2 separate regions of the Homo sapiens genome follow, and region 2 is linked to region 1. Evidence: read pairs that join two places in POLR2A ChIA-PET (ENCODE). Cell type or tissue: CD4-positive, alpha-beta T cell. All regions are shown on one strand. Each heading gives the region's core, and the rest is flanking DNA. Links, peaks and the distances in the headings are about the cores only. Region 1 holds the start of LINC02961 (long intergenic non-protein coding RNA 2961). Region 2 overlaps LOC124904555 (a long non-coding RNA gene).

Region 1 (9,227 bases), core at 2,429-6,428:
AGCAGGGCTTGGAGAGGGGTAGTCCTTGCCTTAGGCCACGGGAGGGCAAATCTTCGAAGCTTCTTGCTGTACAGTTGACATTAAGATATCTTACCCTGACATTTTGCAACCCTCTGTGGTCTGCAGTTGCCGAGTATTTCAGATCTACATCCACTGCGTGCTTCTCACCTATGACTGTTCTCCCTGCTTGCTGAACAGTCCTGAGCTCTCTGGCCTCTGCACCTTTGTGTAGGATTTTCCTTGCAGCTGGAAGACTTTGTTTCCCTTACCCCTTGGACCACTAGTTGCCAAATCCTATGCAGAGGTGGACTTAGTATGAAGCTAATGAGTTTTAAGCTTCAGGGTCCTTCCATTTCAGGTTCATCTCTTGCATGGGCCTGGAGGTACCATAGCAGTCAGTTCCCAAGACCATGTGTTTTGTACAATTAGCAAAAATAACATAAATAGATTAAGACTTTTGGCTGGGCGCAGTGGCTTGTGCCTATAATCCCAGCACTTTGGGAGGGCAAGTGGGTGGATTGCTTGAGGCCAGGAGTTCAAGACCAGTCTGGCCAACATGGTAAAACCCCATCTCTACTAAAAATACAAAAATTGGCCAGGCATGGTAGTGCACACCTGTGATTCCAGCTACTCAGGAGGCTGAGGCAGGAGAATCACTTGAACCCGGGAGGTGGAGTTTGCAGTGAGCCGAGATCACGCCACTGCACTCCAGCCTGGGTGACAGAGCAAGACTCCATCTCAAAAAAAAAAAAAAAAAAAAAGACTTTTGTCTCTTTTCACCTCAACTTTGCCTCCACACACCTCATCAGTTTCTTGTCATATTGAAGTGGCTTTGGACATTTTTGGGATCTGGCTAAGTGAAAATTAAGTCGGGGAGATATTTATTTTGAATTTGGTGGAACATTGATGCAATTTGCAGTCTCTTCAGCCTGTATGAAGCTATCGCCAGCTGTTCTGATGTAGAAGTGGCTTGCAGGGACAACCTTCAGCCCCCTGTGCTGGCTCTTGTGGCATTTCCACAGGGAGGACAGGGCCTGAGGTCATATCCCAGCATAAACATGTCCTGTGGCCCGTGTCCCCAGAGCCAGGCTGATAGGAAAGTGGAAACAGGATTTACAATGTGTGGTGCCAGAGTCTAGTCTTCGGAGAGTTTTTCAGTTATCAGATGTATAAAATGGTAAGGAGAAGATGCTGTTTCCATTGACACCTAGTCAAAATGGAAATTCTTTGCTGGCAAGAATGTGCCCGATACAATAGCAAAGACTTGGAACCAACCCAAATGTCCATCAGTGATAGACTGGGTTAAGAAAATGTGGCACATAGACACCATGGAATACTATGCAGCCATAAAAAAGGATGAGTTCATGCCCTTTGTAGGGACATGGATGAAGCTGGAAACCATCATTCTCAGCAAACTATCACAAGGACAAAAAACCAAGCACCACATGTTCTCACTCATAGGTGGGAATCGAACAATGAGAACACCTGGACACAGGGTGGGGAACATCACACACCGGGGCCTGTTGTGGGGTCGGGGGAGGGATAGCATTAGGAGATATACCTAATGTAAATGACGAGTTAATGGGTGCAGCACACCAACATAGCACATGTACACATATGTAACAAACCTGCACGTTGTGCACATGTACCCTAGAACTTAAAGTATAATAAAAAAACAATAAAATAAATAAAAATAAAAATAATTGGCCGATTCTTCTATAATTGTTGGTGCTAAAATGACCAGACCAAATAAATTAGTTCACTTCAGTAACCTTAAAAAAAAAAAAAGGAATGTGCCCGATAATGCAGACGATACAATTACGAGTGCATGGAACAGACTTCGGGAGGCGAGGAGGCGATAGGGCGGCCCGAGGCTGATTGAGACACTGGTGGCTGTGGAACGCTTAGAGGGGTTGTTGCTGTGTGGTTGTGAGTGTGCATGCCTTTGTGTTGGAACACACCATCCTAACATTTTGTGTGTGTGTGTGTTCATGCTATACTACATACATATGTAGTATGCTATACTACATACATATAGAGTATGCTATACTACATACATATAGAGTATGCTATATTACACACATATAGTTATGATTATCTAGTTGCATAACATACTAAACTGTTATGAATCATAGTCCACAACAACGAAGAAGTCAAAGGAAGCCCAGTGGCTTGTTTGTCACAGAAAGTGTAGAATTTGGGATTTTCATTTCAATCCATTGACAAGCAGGGTTTCCATGCCCTGTGTGCACAGTTCAAGGAACAGTTTGCTCTTACCTGGGTATCAGGAAGGGGCTCCTAGCCAGGGCAATCAGAGAGTCACTCTTGCTGACTGCCCCAGCTGACAGCCCTTCTCCTGCCCCAGTAATGTCTGGCGAACCATGAGACAGGGGAACAGGAATGGGTTTGCTCAGAACTCTTGAAAGAGGCCATGGGACTTGGGCACACCCAAAGGAGCAAGAAGCAAGCAGCACCCAAAATACGCATTGACCCAAAGGCCGATCTTCTGACACATCCACACACGTCTCATCACACATGCAGGGAAACCGTGTCATGTCCGAACTCCAGAACTCCAAACCTCTCATAGTAGTCAGGAGAACACTGGGATGAGTTTAGCTTTTGAGAACTATAAATGTGCCCAAGTGTTGGTTTGGCTAGCAGACTGGAAAATTCTTAGGGTTAAAATTCAAATAAGAATAATATAGCATTGCTAGTCATGACTACAGTATTTACTTAAATTATGCTCTCAGATCTCTATGAAGACAATCCAAAACATAATTAATACTTTTTTTTTTCGCTACAGAGGATAAGTTTTGATTGTACACACACACACACACACACACACATACACACACGATAATATCTATACATATATTTGCCATGCAGAAGTAATGGAAAAGTGAAGGGTATTCCCGAGTTGGCAGCAAATGCCCAGAGTGGGTGAAACTGATGCCCGTGCTCTAGGCCCGGGGAGCCTCTGAGCAACCTGCACTGTGGTGCCCTGGCCTGAGCGTGTGCTCAAAGGCCTGCTCCGCCTCTCCATGACCTAGTAAAGCATGGTGGCCTCCTCCCTTCCTGCCCAAAGCATTAGAATGTCAAGCTCCAGTCCTTGAATGCCATTCTCTCCCTTCCCCCTCAATCCTCCCAGCTCCCCCTCCCCCACTTCCTGTTTGTTTTAAAGAATGGGCACCCAGCATTCCCCCTGCTTCTCATTGGGAAGGAAGGCAGAGGCACGGGAGAGATCTGGGTGGTTGTGGAACAGGAATGGAACTTCAACAGAGTAATGAGGCAGGAAGGGAAAGGGCATGTTGGGGGGTGCAAGAGCTGGGACTTGATAATCTCTGTGAGTCCTGGAAAGAAGAGCGTTTGCTTTGAGGGGTGATTGCCTTTCATGGACTTCTTGGGGGTGGCGGCCTTTTGATCTGCGATGCTGCTCCGTCCAGCCCTGGGCACAGAGTTAGCCATTTCTCCAGTGCATGCAGCTTCTGCACTGGATCAGCGCAGAACCTCGGGAAGGAGGGTGAGGGCTCTAATACTGGAATGCCCTGGAAAACCACCAGGAATCTTGGTATCCTGTAACCGTCTTTCTCCAGGGCCTGGGATCCCTCATCGGCGTCTGGACACCCTTCATCTTTTAGCCGTTGCCCTGTTCTTGGTGAACTGCTTGTTAGGACCAAAAGTGGCCCACCCCTTTCTCTGGGACAGTGCAGAGCACCGGGGCCAGAGGCTCAAAGCACCTCCAAGCTGAGATCAGAGACTTTGGATATCGTTGATCCAGAGGCTTCCAAACTTTTCCTGGTGATTGAATTCTTACCATGAAATCCAGTGAGGAGCTCCAATGCCTCAAGCAGATGGAAGAGGAACTGCTCTTCTTGAAGGCAGGGCAGGGCTCTCAGAGGGCAAGACTCACCCCACCCCTGCCACGGGCTCTCCAGGGTAACTTTGGAGCCCCAGCACTCTGTGGAATATGGTTCGCAGAACACTTGCATCCTGCTGTTGGGATGCCCCCAAACTATAATAGCAGCATGCTCAGTCTTTCACCAGAAAGAACCATCTTATCTGGAGGATGGTCAGGAAAACAAACTCAACAGCCAGTGCCTCCCCTCAGAACTCTGCTCCTGAGGTCTCCTTTCAGTCTGCATAAGTCCTCCCAACCTGGGAGCCCCAAAGCTTCTCAGCGGATCCATCCCCTCTTCCATTCTATCCCAAGGTCTCAGCTGCATTCTGTTCTGCTTGGTCTTCCTCTCCTCTTCATACAGACTAGACCTTCACCCCCTGCCCAGTATGGCGCGCAAATGCCATTGAGATACATTTGTTTTGGTCCCAATATCTTTTGGGGCTCCAAAAAGCCCCAGAAAGAGTAATGCCTTCAGCCATGGCCCATGTGATGACTTTTCCCAGAGACAGCCCCATGGGTCAGTGATCGCCGGTGGGAGGTCTCCCCAGCCTCCCTTCAAGCCTTCAAGTCTGTGTAGAGGCGCCTTCTCTTCTCTGGGCATTCCCCGCTTTGTTGCAGAGAAATTATTTTCTACTCAGCGGCTTTCAGGTAGAGAGAGAAAGTGCATGCGGTATGAAGGATGTGAAGATGGAGGGCTTGACGTCGTGGGTCATGTTTTGTGGTTAATTCCCCCACATAACAAAACAGTGAGCAAATGTTTATAAACAGGAACTCAGTGTTTCAGTGATGAAAGCCTCTGGCCTCGCCACACTGATTGCTGGTGTGCGCGCACACACACACTCACACACCCTGTTTTTCTTACACACACACAGCTTCATGGAGCAGAGAGCTGGAAAGGGTGTCCAGAATGGTGGATCAGGCTTATTATTATTACTTTTTTTATCTCCACCAAACTCTCTCCTTAAGCCCCAGCAGCCCAACCCCCCCCCGCACCAGACAGCATATCGAAGGAGTAAGCTGCAGGTCAGCCTATATTTTAGGCAGAAAATTAGGCAACCTTGGGAGAGACCGGTTTCCAGCAGACACGCACGGACGCGATGGTGAGGTTGGGCTGAGACGGTCCTTCCTGGATGCAGTCACCCTCCCCATCCCGAGTTTTACTCCCTGGGGGGATTGTGGTGGGTGCCTGGCCTCCTCTCCCACCAGCGCACTGCCCCAAGCTTGCCTAGGTAGTATCAGCACTGGGGTGAGGGATGCAATGCGGGTTTATAGTTGGCTGTGGGGACTTCTGATTTCTCCACCCCATAGATGATAAACGACCGCGGGGCTTCCTCTCCCAGGTCTTTCCTCACTCTCCTTCGTCTTTCCCTCTTTCTCCATGGGAAAGGTAGAATGAGACTTGCCACCAGGGACATCCAGGCACATTCCTCTTCCCAATCAGCCTCTACCCATTCTCTTTCTGTCTCGTGTGTATCAGTGGCATTTTCTTGTGTAGCTTCCCAGATTTGCAAACCCGCTCCACATCCTGGACGCAGACCCCCTTCGCTGGCTCTATGAAGGCTTCACGTTCCTGGGGCATTCGAGACTTGACTTTCCAGAGCAACTTTGGATCCACCCTGTTACCCTTTTTTTTGTTTTGTTTTGTTTTGAGAGGGAGTCTCGCTGTGTTGTCCAGGCTGGAGTGCAGTGGTGTGATCTCGGCTTACTGCAACCTCCGCCTACTGGGTTCAAGTGATTCTCTTGCCTCAATCTCCCCAGTACCTGGGATTACAGGTAGACACCATCACGCCTGGCTAATTTTTGTATTTTTAGTAAAGACAGGGTTTCATCATGTTGGCCTGGCTGGTCTCAAACTCCTGACCTCAGGCGATCCGCCCGCCTCAGCCTCCCAAAGTTCTGGGATTACAAGTGTGAACCACCGTGCCCAACCTCCCCTCGTTTTTGACCTTTGTCCCCAAATGTCTTTCATCCAGTTACTAGGACTTGTAGCCTTTTTGCAAATAGGTATCTGTAAGCATAGAAGAATAGGGTGATTTGTGAAGTGACCCTTAGTGGCATCTGTGGCGGTCCTACTAATCAGATTTGCAGAAGAAACACGGAAACAAGGAAACTCCTCTCTTATATTAAAATAAATAAGGTTTTTAATTTCAAGTTTCAGAGATATTTCCTTTCTTTTCTGAAAATAAATATACAATTGTCTTGAGAGTCCTATAAGCCAAACGCAGGATGCCGATGTTCTCACCACTTCAGGCCCTTCACAGGGCGAGAAACCTTAATCTTGAACCAAGCAACTCCCCCAAAATGACGCTGATGTTTGTGAGTGGGTTGTGTGCATTTTCTGGGGGAAGCATCCCGCGTTCTCAGTTGCACGTCACACAGGGGTTCTGGACTCAACAAGGATGTAGAGCTGCTGCCTTGGATCCTCTTTGACACCTTCTTCCTTTTATACACCAAAGACAATCCATCCCCCAAGTCCCTTCTCTACAGTGCCCCTCAGATCCATTCCTCCTCCCTGCTCATCTGGGTGATGCCTGGATATAGTTTCCCATGACTTTACAACCAGCCTCCAACTCCTCACCACGGTCTTCAATGCCCGCTCTGACAGCTCTCGACGCTCACTCTCAGCTCCTCTCCCTAACTTGTCGTTGAAGTGGAAACCCAGACTCACCTGGATTTTCCTTCTGGCTCTGCTACTTGACAGCTGTGTGGCCCCTGATAAGTTGCTTAAGCTCTCTGATGCTTGGCTTTGTTATCTAAAAACTGGGATAACAACACCTCAATCGCAGGGCATTTGATGAAGATCAAATGAGCTAGCACAGGTAACAAACCTGGTACATTCCACACTCAGCTTTTAAATCAATGCTTCTCCCCTTCCCTTCCCCTCTCCTTGGTCTCACTCCCCACCCTTTCAATCCAGCACTGCACTTTGCAGAGTGGCCTCTCAGCAAATGCCTTTGCTTCATGATTTCTTACAGCTCAAAATCACCTGTGATATCTGCAGCTGGCTTTGCAGAGCTTGTAGATTTGGGTGAGTACCGGGAGGTAAACGCAGGAGGTTGAGGGGAGCAGAGGGGAGGGAAGTGGGTGAGGAGCAGGGTGGGGCTGCCATTCATTTAGCAGGAGGGCCCTGGGGATGGGCTTCTTGATTTTCTTTTCTTTTGAGCATCCGCTGTGATGACTCAACAGCCTCCATCTGAACCCCAGAAAGAAGCCTCAAGAAAAGTCTACAAAGCGGGTGGTTGTCCCGTCATATTAATCACCCGGGTCCCTGAGCAGCCTCTTGTCATGGGGTCACTTGGGGCCAGAATTGTCCCAGGCTGTGGCTGTGTCTAGACTGTGTTCAGGTAGATGACGGGAGAGGAGCCCTCTTGATTTCCTTGCTCACTCCAGGTACCCTTGCTCTTGTCCTACCTGGCATTTTTATTCCTGGTTTAGACCAGAAATGGATATTATGTTCACCAGTCGATTTGTGAGGATAACAGCACCATTATCCCCCACGGAGTAACTTCTTAAAACATGAGTCATTTTTTTTCTATTAATTGTCCGTCTGTTGACAACGTTTCTTGTGTCTGTAAAGTGCTTTGAGCTCCTAAGAAGAAAGGTGTTACTCAAACACGAGGTATTATTATTATTTTTGTCAATATCATTATTTCACAATGCGGGACCTCTTTAAAACTGCCATCAGTGTGGAAAGCAATTATTGGGTTTGCTGTGGTTCCATCTGGGGCTTATAGCAAGGTGCAACATCTAGAAAACCAAGTCGTGGAGGAAAATGATAACACTGTGTTTATGTGCCTCTTGCCATCTTGTCATTTTACAGCCTTCGGGGACATTATTCATGAATCTCCTGGGGTTATAGAGAGACAAGCACTCTTGTCCCCCATTTAAAAAACAGGGAGAAGTTGTGGAAGAAAGAGCCCGAAGCTGCAGGACTTATCTGAAACCCTTTTTGGGATGTGCTGGAAACACCCTTTCTACTCACATGCAGGATCACTGAAAGCCGATGTACTTTGCTGGCCAGCAGCTGTTGGAAGGGCAGGGGCGTTTGTGTCCCTTCTGAGCCTTTCTGTGAGGAGGGCTCTTCCCATGCCCTCCTCCAGACACTCTGACTACTTGTGGTGCCGCTGGATGCTCTGAGTGGGTGCCACGTGACCGGCTTGATTGCATCACATGGTAATGTGCCAAAACTGAGCAAGATAACAGCTGCCCAGCGAAGCCACCTCATAGCTTGTGAGAAAGTTCATGTCTTCCAAGGCTGGGTTTGCATTTTGGGGGCAGTCATGGGTCTTTGTCTGGAGACACTTCCGCTCACCCAGTGTTGCCAGAGTTTGTGAGTAGTGGGTCACCACATTCTTCCATTCACGCACAGCTGTGTGGTGAGGAAGTGGGGTGCACTGGAAAGGCAGTGGGCTCGGGAGTCATGCAGACCTCTGTTTAAATCCCAAACTCACCTCTTATTAGCTATGCGACTTTGGGCAAATAATTTCCCAGCCTGTTTTCTCATTGGTAGGATGGGAGCCAACAATATCAATAATATCTTCCTTGTAGGGTTGTTGTGAAAATTCTTGTGAATAGTTGTGTAGCTCTGACACAGTTTGGGAGGTGGCAGGAGCAGCTCCCACTGGTGGGTGAGGTGAGATTGTGTTTGGTGGCATTACACTGGTAGCTTGAAACTGGCCGTGGCAAGAGTATTTTCACCATGGAAATCAGCCAGTGCCACAAAGCGGGGATATTGTCTTCCCAAGAACTTACTTATCAGTATACCACTGCACAGTAGACACTCAATAAACGTAGCTATCATTACTAAACTTGGGTAAAACCTACCTTCATTCAAAATGTAGAAATAGAATACAACCCTTATGCAGAACATAAAAATCACTGCTTGTTTTACAAGAAAAGTAGTATCACATCTGCCCAAAATTGATCACACAGAAAGATGAATGTGTGGCCTCTTTTGATACATGTTGCTTGTCATTTAGATCTATTGCTTTTGCTTATTGAACTTGGGAGCATATTTTCTGTTGCTTCGAGTAACTCCAGTAATTGTCTGGCTTATAATAATGCACTGGCTAAAACCTAAACTGACAGGAAGAAAGAAAGGTGAAACACTTGTCAATCAACAAACATTCAACATGGTGCTCGATTCCACAATGAACACAAGAAATATACAAATGATTCTTGACTTCATGAAGCTCATCGTCTGCATGGGTAGGCAAGGGAAAAGGCACACATATTTTAAAATAATATAAAAAATTAATAGCTTTTGCAAACACATGATATGTTATAATATGTTTTTACATGTAAGAAATTCAGGCACAGGGAAGTGAAG
Region 2 (9,227 bases), core at 2,467-6,466, 88 kb after region 1:
CACCTGCTTGGGAATTGGGGGATAGTGTCAGGTAAGTTGGAAATCCTGGAGACTGAGCCCCACCTGCCCTCGAAATGGGTCTGTATGTGGTTGCCTGTGAACATGCCTGGATACCTAGGCACCCCACACCTCCGGAAACTCCCTGGGCTCAGTCCATGCTGTGCACCTGCCAATGTGAACGTGCCCTTTGCTGTGCCCACTGTTGACAGCCTCTGGACAGATGGGCTTTTCCAGGTTCTTCCACTGCTTCCAGAGCTTCCTGTTTATGTGTTTTTGTTTCTAAGTCCAAGAGTCTCAGAATTCCATACTCTGAGATCTTGCAACTTGGATCATATTTGTGACCCTGAAACTCAAGGCCCTACCTGAGAGATCTTTTCAAGAGAACTATTTATCTATTCACTTATCACATGCCTATACCCCAAGCACAAATATGACCCTACCTCCTTTTCACAGGCTGCCTGGTAGTACAGAACCCATCACACCTGTATTCATGGACCACCCCACTCCCCACTCTTACGGGTGTTGCTCTTATAAACCATATATCCCCATGGCTGGGAGTCTGTGGATACTAATGAGTCACACTAATAGCAACGATCCAGATTTCACAGGCTCTGATCTCTGCAGCGCTCCCAGTACAGGAGGGCACCCCTCTCCAAGACTTTCTGTGGACCCTGAGGGGTGTCTCACAGGTACTCACAAACAGTCCTTCCTTTGTTCTGCTCAGCTGCCCAGTCCCCACCCAGCTGATGGCTACAGTTGGCCCCTACTCCTCAGTGAGAACATCTAGGTCCTCCCTGATTTGGGGTAATAGACCTCTCTTCCACCCTGTGCAACTCCTCCAAAGCAGAACTGCTCCTGGCCCCTTCTCCCGGAGCCCCTCATAAATCAGCACCTACAGTCTTGCCTGCAGATCCTCTGGCCTGGGGACCATGCTGGGCTACAGACCAGTTTCAAACAGACACCACACTGGCCTCCCCATGTTAGTGTCCCCCTCAGCTACCTGCATCTTCATCCACCTTCAGACAAAACCCCATGCAAAATGATGCTGCCCGAAGCCACACATGAGTTTGCCCATTAAGTTTAGATCCTAGCTCATGTCCAGATTAGGACGGAGGTGACATTCTTACCTTCTGGCTAGTTACAAAATTCTTCGAAAGGGAAAATGCAAAAACAATCAGATCCTAAGTGAAATTGTGGAGTGGAAAGACCCGTGTAGCATCTTCTTGCCTTGTATTTTGGGGAAGCTCCTTCCTTAGGGCAAGCATTCAGGGACTATCACTGTGCTCTCTCTTTAGTTCTGAAGTATATGCATGTCAATGAATCCACAACATTGGTTTGATATTCCACATAAAAATGATCAGCAAGGAGGAGTCCATTCTCTTCTTCCAGTGATCCATAGAGTGAGATCAGAAATTTATCAGCCAGATGACATAGGATACAAGATTCTTTTGGATAATATGTGTAATGAAAATGCAAACAAATTTATGAAAGAGTTCTGTGAGCTACTTCATAGTCTGATTGACTCATACACTTGACAAGGTGAGGGGGCCCTCTCCAGACAAGGTGGGCCACAAAGAGCTTGGCCTCTGGACTCAAGTCTTGGTCCGCCATCTGCCTTACTATCTGGGTAATCTTGGCCAATTCGCTTCGCTTCTCTGAATCTCTGTTTTCTCACCTCAAAACTGAAAATTCTTGCTGAATTATTGTAAGAATTCGAGAAGATTTAATAGGCGCTCAGTAAATGTCAGCTTTTGGAGCCACTATTTAGTCTGGAAATAGTCTTTGGAGGGGACTCATATGAACCATATGCATAGCACCACCTCCATGTCTGTCTTTGAAACATACCCCACTGTCTCTTTCTCTCACACACACGTGCGCACACACACAGTTAAGGCTATGGGTCCCGACTGCCAGGGTTTGAGTCCTGGTCCTACATCCTTCTCCCTGTGTGACCCTGGCCACCTTACTGAACTTGTGGGTGTCCTTTTCCCTCATCTATTAAATGGGGACTTTTATGGGTGGTATGAAGATCAAATAAGTGAATACATTTAAACCACTAGAACAGTGTCTAGTATATAAAAGAGTGTGCATGGGTCAAGTATTATTATTACTATCCATTCTTCATGATTCTTCTGGGAATTAAAAACCAACAAACCTCTAACTATCAGTGAGAATCCTGAATTCTCATCTTTCCCGCTGACCTTCATTCTGTAACCTCGAATGCATCTCTTTCTTCCATTCACACATCTGCTTTCTCTTCCAGAACAGCTGGTACAAGTGGATCTGCTCGGCACCTATAACCTAATTACCTCTCAGGCTCACACAAGTCTCTGGCCGCTAAGCGAATGATCTCCCAAAGGGATTATTCTCAAGCAGCACAGAAACTGTCCCTATGCCTCAGGTGGCCCCAGAACTCTTTCGTACTAGAGACTTATCTGTTAATAAAGTTAACAAAGGAAAGTGGCCTTCCAAGAATGTTTGTTTGGGCCACTACCTGGAAGAAATAACACTTGACCATGAGAGACTTGGCTGAGCAGTGCTGGGTCAGCTTAACCAAAGAAGACCAGCCATCACCCACGGCAAGAGCAGCTCTGACTTGGACCCACTGTTCCCCCAGCCTGTTAGCAGCCTGTGAACAATCTTTAAGTGACCCCTGGCCCTGTCACATCTCCATTCAACAGGGTTCTTGGGGAGGATGTGTGGACCGAGAACAGTGCCCACCCACACCACCTGTAAGTGTGGCCACGGCAGCCAGCCAGCATGGATGCTAAGTAACAAGTGGTATTGGGGCACAGATGTGGCGGGAGCGCTTTGGGGCAAAGAAAGAGGTGCTGTGAGTGAGGACAGAAAGGAAGGGGAAAAAAAAGCCTCATGGGTTAGAGCGCCTCTCACCTTTGGCTCTTCTTCAGAAGACTGGTAAAAGAAAACAAGAAGAGAAATTGGTTTCCCTGACTTCTCTAAAGCAAGCGTTCTTCAGAAAAGAGAATCGATCAGCCTGGTTAAAGTGGATAAACTATGTGATGTCCATCCAGAGAGGTGTCTATTAATGGCTGTAAAATGGAAAGATGAATCAATGGGACCGATTAATATTTATGAAGAGTTGAACTAGGCAGAGTGAAAAAGCCTTGTATATTGGATAAGAAAGGAAAAGCATTGCACACCATAGGATGCGTTTGTTTGGCTAAGGTTTCTGTTTTGATCACTGGGTAATTGTATAGAGCAGGGGCGTATGGTAGAGAAAGAAAATCTATATCTAGAAGTTATTGACTTTATGTACAAAAGCACTGGTTGGTGCCTATTTTTGAGGACCACTCCATCTTAAAAATAACTTTGGTTTTGTACGGCCTAGTTGTGGTGGAAAAGGAGCTCCAAAGAGTAAGCAAGTTTCCTACAAAAAGAATCCAAGCTGTTGAAACTACAATTAAGAAATGCAAAGAGTTACTAATTTTACTACTTAGAGGAAAGGAAATTCACAAGCAGGAAAGAAACTGTGGATCAGGGCAAGTTGTAACTCTAGAGGTTCAGAGATAGGAGCTCTAATTACACCAGGGCAAGGGAGTACTGTTTGGGGAAATTTCTGAAACATGAAATAGGAAAGCTGAGGGTCAAAATGATATTGTGATGTGAATAAATAGAGAAGACATGTTTGCATGGAGCTCAGCTGGGTAATCATGGAAAGAAGGAGGGGCGAAGGAGGAAACTGAAAATCGAAATAAAGAACAGAAGCACAGACCATGAAATATGCCAAATATAGTGTGCAAATACTCAGAAGGCATGGAAAGATAAGTTAGAAGCCAAAACTCAGTTATCACTATCGTGTGAAGGAACAATAAAACTCTTAGCAAAAACAAATGACTTAGCATGAGACCAATACTGCTTTCCTTAGGTAGCTTGGTCCAGAGGGAAAAGGCTGATATCACTCCCTATCAAGGGTTTTTAGACGGTTTAAGTGAGCTCTGCAAGTGGGAGACACGGTGATGATTATTGACAGTTGCTATCTTTCAAGGGGGAGAAGCAAACTGATGTTACACATTAGAATTAGTTAGCACCACCGAACACAGGTTACAAAAATACTGGGAGGAATTCTCTCTCCTGAGCACATTACGCAATATTTGCAAATGTGTGCAGGTAAGTGTTGACTCTCTCATCATGCTGGACCTGGAAATGGTTCTCAGCAAATCATGGCATGATTTCTTTTTCAAAGTTGGGTACACGAATATTATCGTAACCAGCTAAGAGCAGGGAGACGTGGCATGGGAGACTAACAGATAGTGCAGCTTTTAAGAGAAGACGTAGAAATCAATCTAGTAACAAATATTTATTAAGCATTGGAGTGTGCTAGGCACCAAGAGAAAAGAAACCTCCACAGCTGATAAAGCCTTTCAAAATAATGTCCTCAGTTAATTTGCACATTTCCATGAGGTAGGTGTTGTTAGCCATTTCCGTTAATGAGAAAAAAAAAAATGAGATTCAGAAAGGTTAATTAAATTGGAGATCTCCTGATTTTTTAGTTTTATATCCTTCCCGTGTCCTTTCCAGGCTTATATTCTGGTCCTATCACTTCTCAGCTGAGTTACTTCAACAAGTTATTTATTCTCTGTGTTCCCAGCTGTCAAAATGAAAATGCCAGTACCCACCTGGTAAGGAGTGAGAGAACATTTATAAAAATGCTCGGCTGGGTACCTGACACATAGGAGGTCCTCAGTAAATTTGTTTTCTCCCTTTCTTCCTGAAGTACGGTGGCAGAGGGATTCAGCCAGCCAGCCTGGGTAGCACAAGCCATGATGCCCTGCTGAATCTGTGTTCTAGGGTCGGACAGGGGGAGTCCTTTTGCCTAGAGGGATGGTGTGCGAGGCCTAAGAGGACTTGGGCAGAGTCTTGAAGGACGAGCAGGATTTGCTGTGGTGGAGAGGTGGTCACGGGTTGAGCAGATAGGAGAACCAAGGAATCAAGGCAGGGAAAGAGAGGGGATGCATGTGAAGGGCCAGGAGCTGTTAACTAGTTTGCTAAGCAGCAGGCGAGGATTTAGAAGGAGTTGGAGAAGTGTGGAGGGAGCTGAGGCTCTTGTGAGGGGAACTTTTATGCTAAGGGTTCCAACTTGGCCCTGTGAATGAAGGTGAGCTGGGGAAGGTTTGTGAACTTGGAGTCTCACCTGTAAAAGATTAATCTGGTGCCAGTGTACAGAATGGACCGTCAAGGAAGAGGTGGAAAAACAAGGAAAATTTGTATTTTATAGACACACACACACATAGACACAGAGCCCTTTTTATTAGAAAACATATAATCAACTTAACCCCATTTTAAATGGCTTGGACATTAATTTTACTCTTGTAATTGATTATAGAGGTTTAAAACTGTTGTGTTTTTGCCTTTGTGACATATTATGGCTGTATCTAAAATTTATTTGATGTTAAATCAAGAACAAAACTCTTCAATTCTATTGTTGTTCCTAAGGTAAAATATAATCTACTTTGAGTCAATTCACTGTGTCATAAACTTTCCAGGAATGGGAAACTTGATAAAAAGCAGAGACTCACTGCATATGACAATAATTAAATCTATATTCAACAAGTATAAAAGAATGGTTGTAGGGGTGAGCAATTTGGAAGAAAAAAAGCCACTTGACTTAAATATGACAGAAAATCATACTGAGGTCTGACACCCCATGACCTTTTTTGAGATTTGAGGTTATGCCATGTATTTGAGAATAAATAAAATCCATTTAAGTGTCTATATTATTAAATGAATCGTATTTTCAGAAAGCATTAGATAAAGTCTGTTTTAGACCTTGGAATCCATTTTTCTCATGAACACAATATCGTAAATAGATGAGAATTGAGTTCCCAGTCTATAAAACCCTTATTAAATCATCATGTAGCTGAACTATTCTATATTGGCAATCAATAGAGTTGAGTAATCTTTTCATAGTCACAGTGATAAAAAAACAAAAAATATTGAAGAAGTAATTTTTCAAAAAATAGAGGTATAGCACGTTTAATTATGGATTAAGAGGCCGATAAATAATTTTGTGGTGATTCTGAAGAGACTATCTGGGCACTTTCAAAAGCTTTAGAGTTGATAAACTGTTCTTATTATGTCTAATTTAATATTCAAAATTTATGACCATTCATTCATTCATCAAACATAACTTAGATATCTACAATAGGTATTGTGCTAGCCGCTGGAGATTTCAATGTAATGAAACAGTTCCTAACTTAAAGAAAAGCAGCACTTGAAATTTTACTAATGCATTCAGTCATTTACTTAACAGATACTGAATGTTTGCTACCGTGAGTCTATTATTCCTATGCGTATCAACTCCCAGGAAGCATGTGTAGCTCGCTGATGGAATACAGAGAAATATTCCTGAGAGAATACCAAAAATAGTCCGTTTGTGCTACTAAAACAAAATGGCTGAGACCGAGTAGCTAGCTTATAAAGAACAGAAAGCTATTTTCTCACAGTTCTGGAGGCTGGGAAGTCCAAGATAAAAGCACCAACGGGTTTGGTTGTCTGGCAAAGGCTTCTCTCTGTTTCCAAGATGGTGCCTTGTTGCTGTGTCCTCCAGAGGGAAGGAATGCTGTGTCTTCACATGGCAGAAGGCTGAAGGGCAAGTGAGCTAACACTGTGTGAAGCTTATTTTATAAGGACCTTAATCCCATTCAAGAGGGAGGAGCCTGCATGTCCTAATCACCTCTTAGAGCCCTCATCTCTCAATACTGTCACATTGGCAACACCTGAATTTTGGAAGGGATACATTTAAACCATAGGAATACCTGTATATTACCCCAAGACCAATACTGGGTGACAAGTTTGCAGTCATTCACAGACATGAGCAAAGCAAAAAATGTGAGTCACCTAACCTGCGGGTTGCTAGCTGAGGTCAAAGTGACATGCTCTCTTCTTGTTTCAGCTCTCTTACTATAAACAAGTGACCTTTTTGTGGTCTATTTAGTGCCATCTTATTTTACATTTTTCTTGGCTCTTTGTTGGTGATTTTGTTGCTTAAAATGTCCACTTTTCCTGCCCCCACTACAGACTAGTACTGAAGTGCTGTCCAGTGTTCATAAGCACGGGAAGGCCAGAAAGTGCCTTATGTAGAAAATATGTATGTCAGATAAGTTTTGCTCAGGCATGAGTTATTGTGCTGTTAGCCATGAATTCAATGTTAATGAGTCAACAATATATATTAAATGAGGTGTCTTTACACAGAAATACACATAAAACAAAGTTATGTACTGATGGGTGATCAGAGGCTCATAGGAACCTAACCCTGTGTTTCCCCTAGGAGCAATGCTTCAGTATTCCAGAATTCAGGGTTTGAAGCAACTTTATAGAACACAGCTATTGTGAATAATGAAAACCAGCTTTGTTTTTTACATATTTCCCTAGCTGCTATGTGGAAAATGAACTGCAGTGGTGCAAAGGAGGTGGCAGAGAGGTCAATTAGAATGCTTTTGCAGGAGCCCAGCCCAGGAGCTTGCACTCAAGGGGTAGTTATGCTGATGGAAAGAAGAGAAGAGGGAGTAGAATGGTTTTTAGTTGGAAAGGACAGAGTTCCTGTCTGCCTAACCAAAGCAGGCTCTCAGTCATTCTTGCATTGCTGTATTTAAAATTCCTGAATAGCTTTTCACTATCTGACATAGTCCTTATTTATTTATTTATTTATTTTTATTTCTGTTTTCCTCTGCTAGGATGGAAGCCACGTGAGAGCACGTGCCTTATCTGTTTTCTTCATTCCCGTACCTCCAGTGCCTAAAGCCTAAGCTGGCCTAGAGAAGCACTCAATAAACATCTACTAAATGCATGGGCTTGCCAAAGGGATGGAGCAGAGGTTGAGGAAGGAGAGTAATTAACAGTACTAGGAATGTGAGGAATAGGAGATAGAGTGTAAATTAAGATCCTTTTGGTTAACTTCTGGAATATTCCAATCTCACAGAGAATTTTCCTATAAGAAAGTACAGGCTAGAGGGGTTCATATATGGAGAATTTAAATCTCCCCATGAGAACTCAAGAATGCTTTTAAATTTCTGCATAGAAATGGCCATTGATTCATTCATGTCTCATGTTAAGACCTTGCCATACAAGAAGAAATTACATGGATGGTATCTTAGTTGGCTTGGGCTGCCATAACAAAATGCCACAAATTGGGTGGAATAAACAGCAGAAATTTATTTTCTCACAGTTCTTGAGGCTGGAAGTCCAAGATCAAGGTGACAGCAGGTTTGGTTTCTCCCAAGGCCTCTCTTCTTGGCTTGCGGATGGCATCTTCTCACAGTGTGCTCACATGGCCATTGTGTGCGTGGAAAGAGAGTGAGCTCTGGTGTCTCTTCCTCTTCTTAGAAGGATACCAGTCACGTTTGAACTAGAGCCAATCCATATGACCTTACTTAACCGTCATGACTGCTTTACATGCCCTATTTCTATATACAGTCACATTCTGAGGTGTACTGGGGTCAGGACTTTAACAAGTGAATCTGAGAGGGACACAGTTCAGTCCATAACAGACAGCCTTAAGAAGAGCCAGCGCTGTCGCTAGGTTGTTTACCCAGATGGAGATGCAACCGTGAAGCAAGAGCCATTTGCAAATGGTACTCCCAGACCAGCCTCGGCCAAGCCCAAGGGCAGGTTTGACGCCATCCAGGAGCCAGAGTCCCAACACCAGGCTCCTACAAAGTGTAAATAAGCATCCTCTGAATGCTGGTTGCTTACTTGGAGATATTTTTAAGTGTTCCCAGTCTTTGAAAAAGGAACTAAATGTTCCCCCTGCCTCAGCTCCCTGCTGCCTAAGAAGCATGTGATGGAAAAACCAGGCTGGGCTAGGGACAGAGTGGGAGCAAGCGAGCTCTCAGGTCCTCACGTTGATTTATGTTGTGGTTAGTGGTTGTAGTGATTGGGCTTCTCAGAGGTGATTGGTATGATCTGGAGGTTGGCGTTGTTAAGGAGAGGTTTCGGTGATGAGCACAGAAAATAGAAAATTACTGTAAATAAGGTGGTATTTAGCTGTTTTTAATTTTATACAGCTCATTATACCATGGTCAAATGAAAACCTTGACATTTGGGGCAGGAAGCATGTGGCTAGTGGGGGTGAGTGGACTCCAGTCCTGGCTGCTGCAGAGTGAAAGTCTTTCAAGATCCTCACAGAAGCAAGCTGCACAAAAGGGAGCTTTAGAAATCAACACTGGCGATTTCGTCTTCCAGATAGAGTTCTGTACTCTATAGATTCC

The links. Peaks named below come from ENCODE experiments on the same cell type or tissue, not always from the same donor. Only the 100,000 strongest peaks of a DNase experiment are listed, where the experiment ranks them.
Region 2: POLR2A ChIA-PET joins it to region 1 with 7 read pairs; 2 of 35 experiments call an interaction of 5 or more read pairs at or near these places.

Annotation. Positions count from the first base shown.
Region 1 is chr1:234,754,441-234,763,667 of GRCh38, reverse strand. It overlaps LINC02961 (long intergenic non-protein coding RNA 2961), which reads left to right and starts at 3,612. Exons shown (of 1, transcript NR_148962.1): 1 at 3,612-6,049. The region is part of intron 1 of LOC107985364 (a long non-coding RNA gene); the gene reads right to left. RefSeq lists enhancers at 1,933-2,510, 2,511-3,090. In CD4-positive, alpha-beta T cell, for the core only: no CTCF peak of the experiment used is centred there; a DNase peak (open chromatin) is centred at 4,607.
Region 2 is chr1:234,666,027-234,675,253 of GRCh38, reverse strand. LOC124904555 (a long non-coding RNA gene) reads left to right here. Exons shown (of 2, transcript XR_007066952.1): 2 at 2,264-3,852. Among named protein-coding and RNA genes, the nearest start is that of LINC00184, 41 kb to the right of the region's middle. In CD4-positive, alpha-beta T cell, for the core only: no CTCF peak of the experiment used is centred there; no DNase peak of the experiment used is centred there.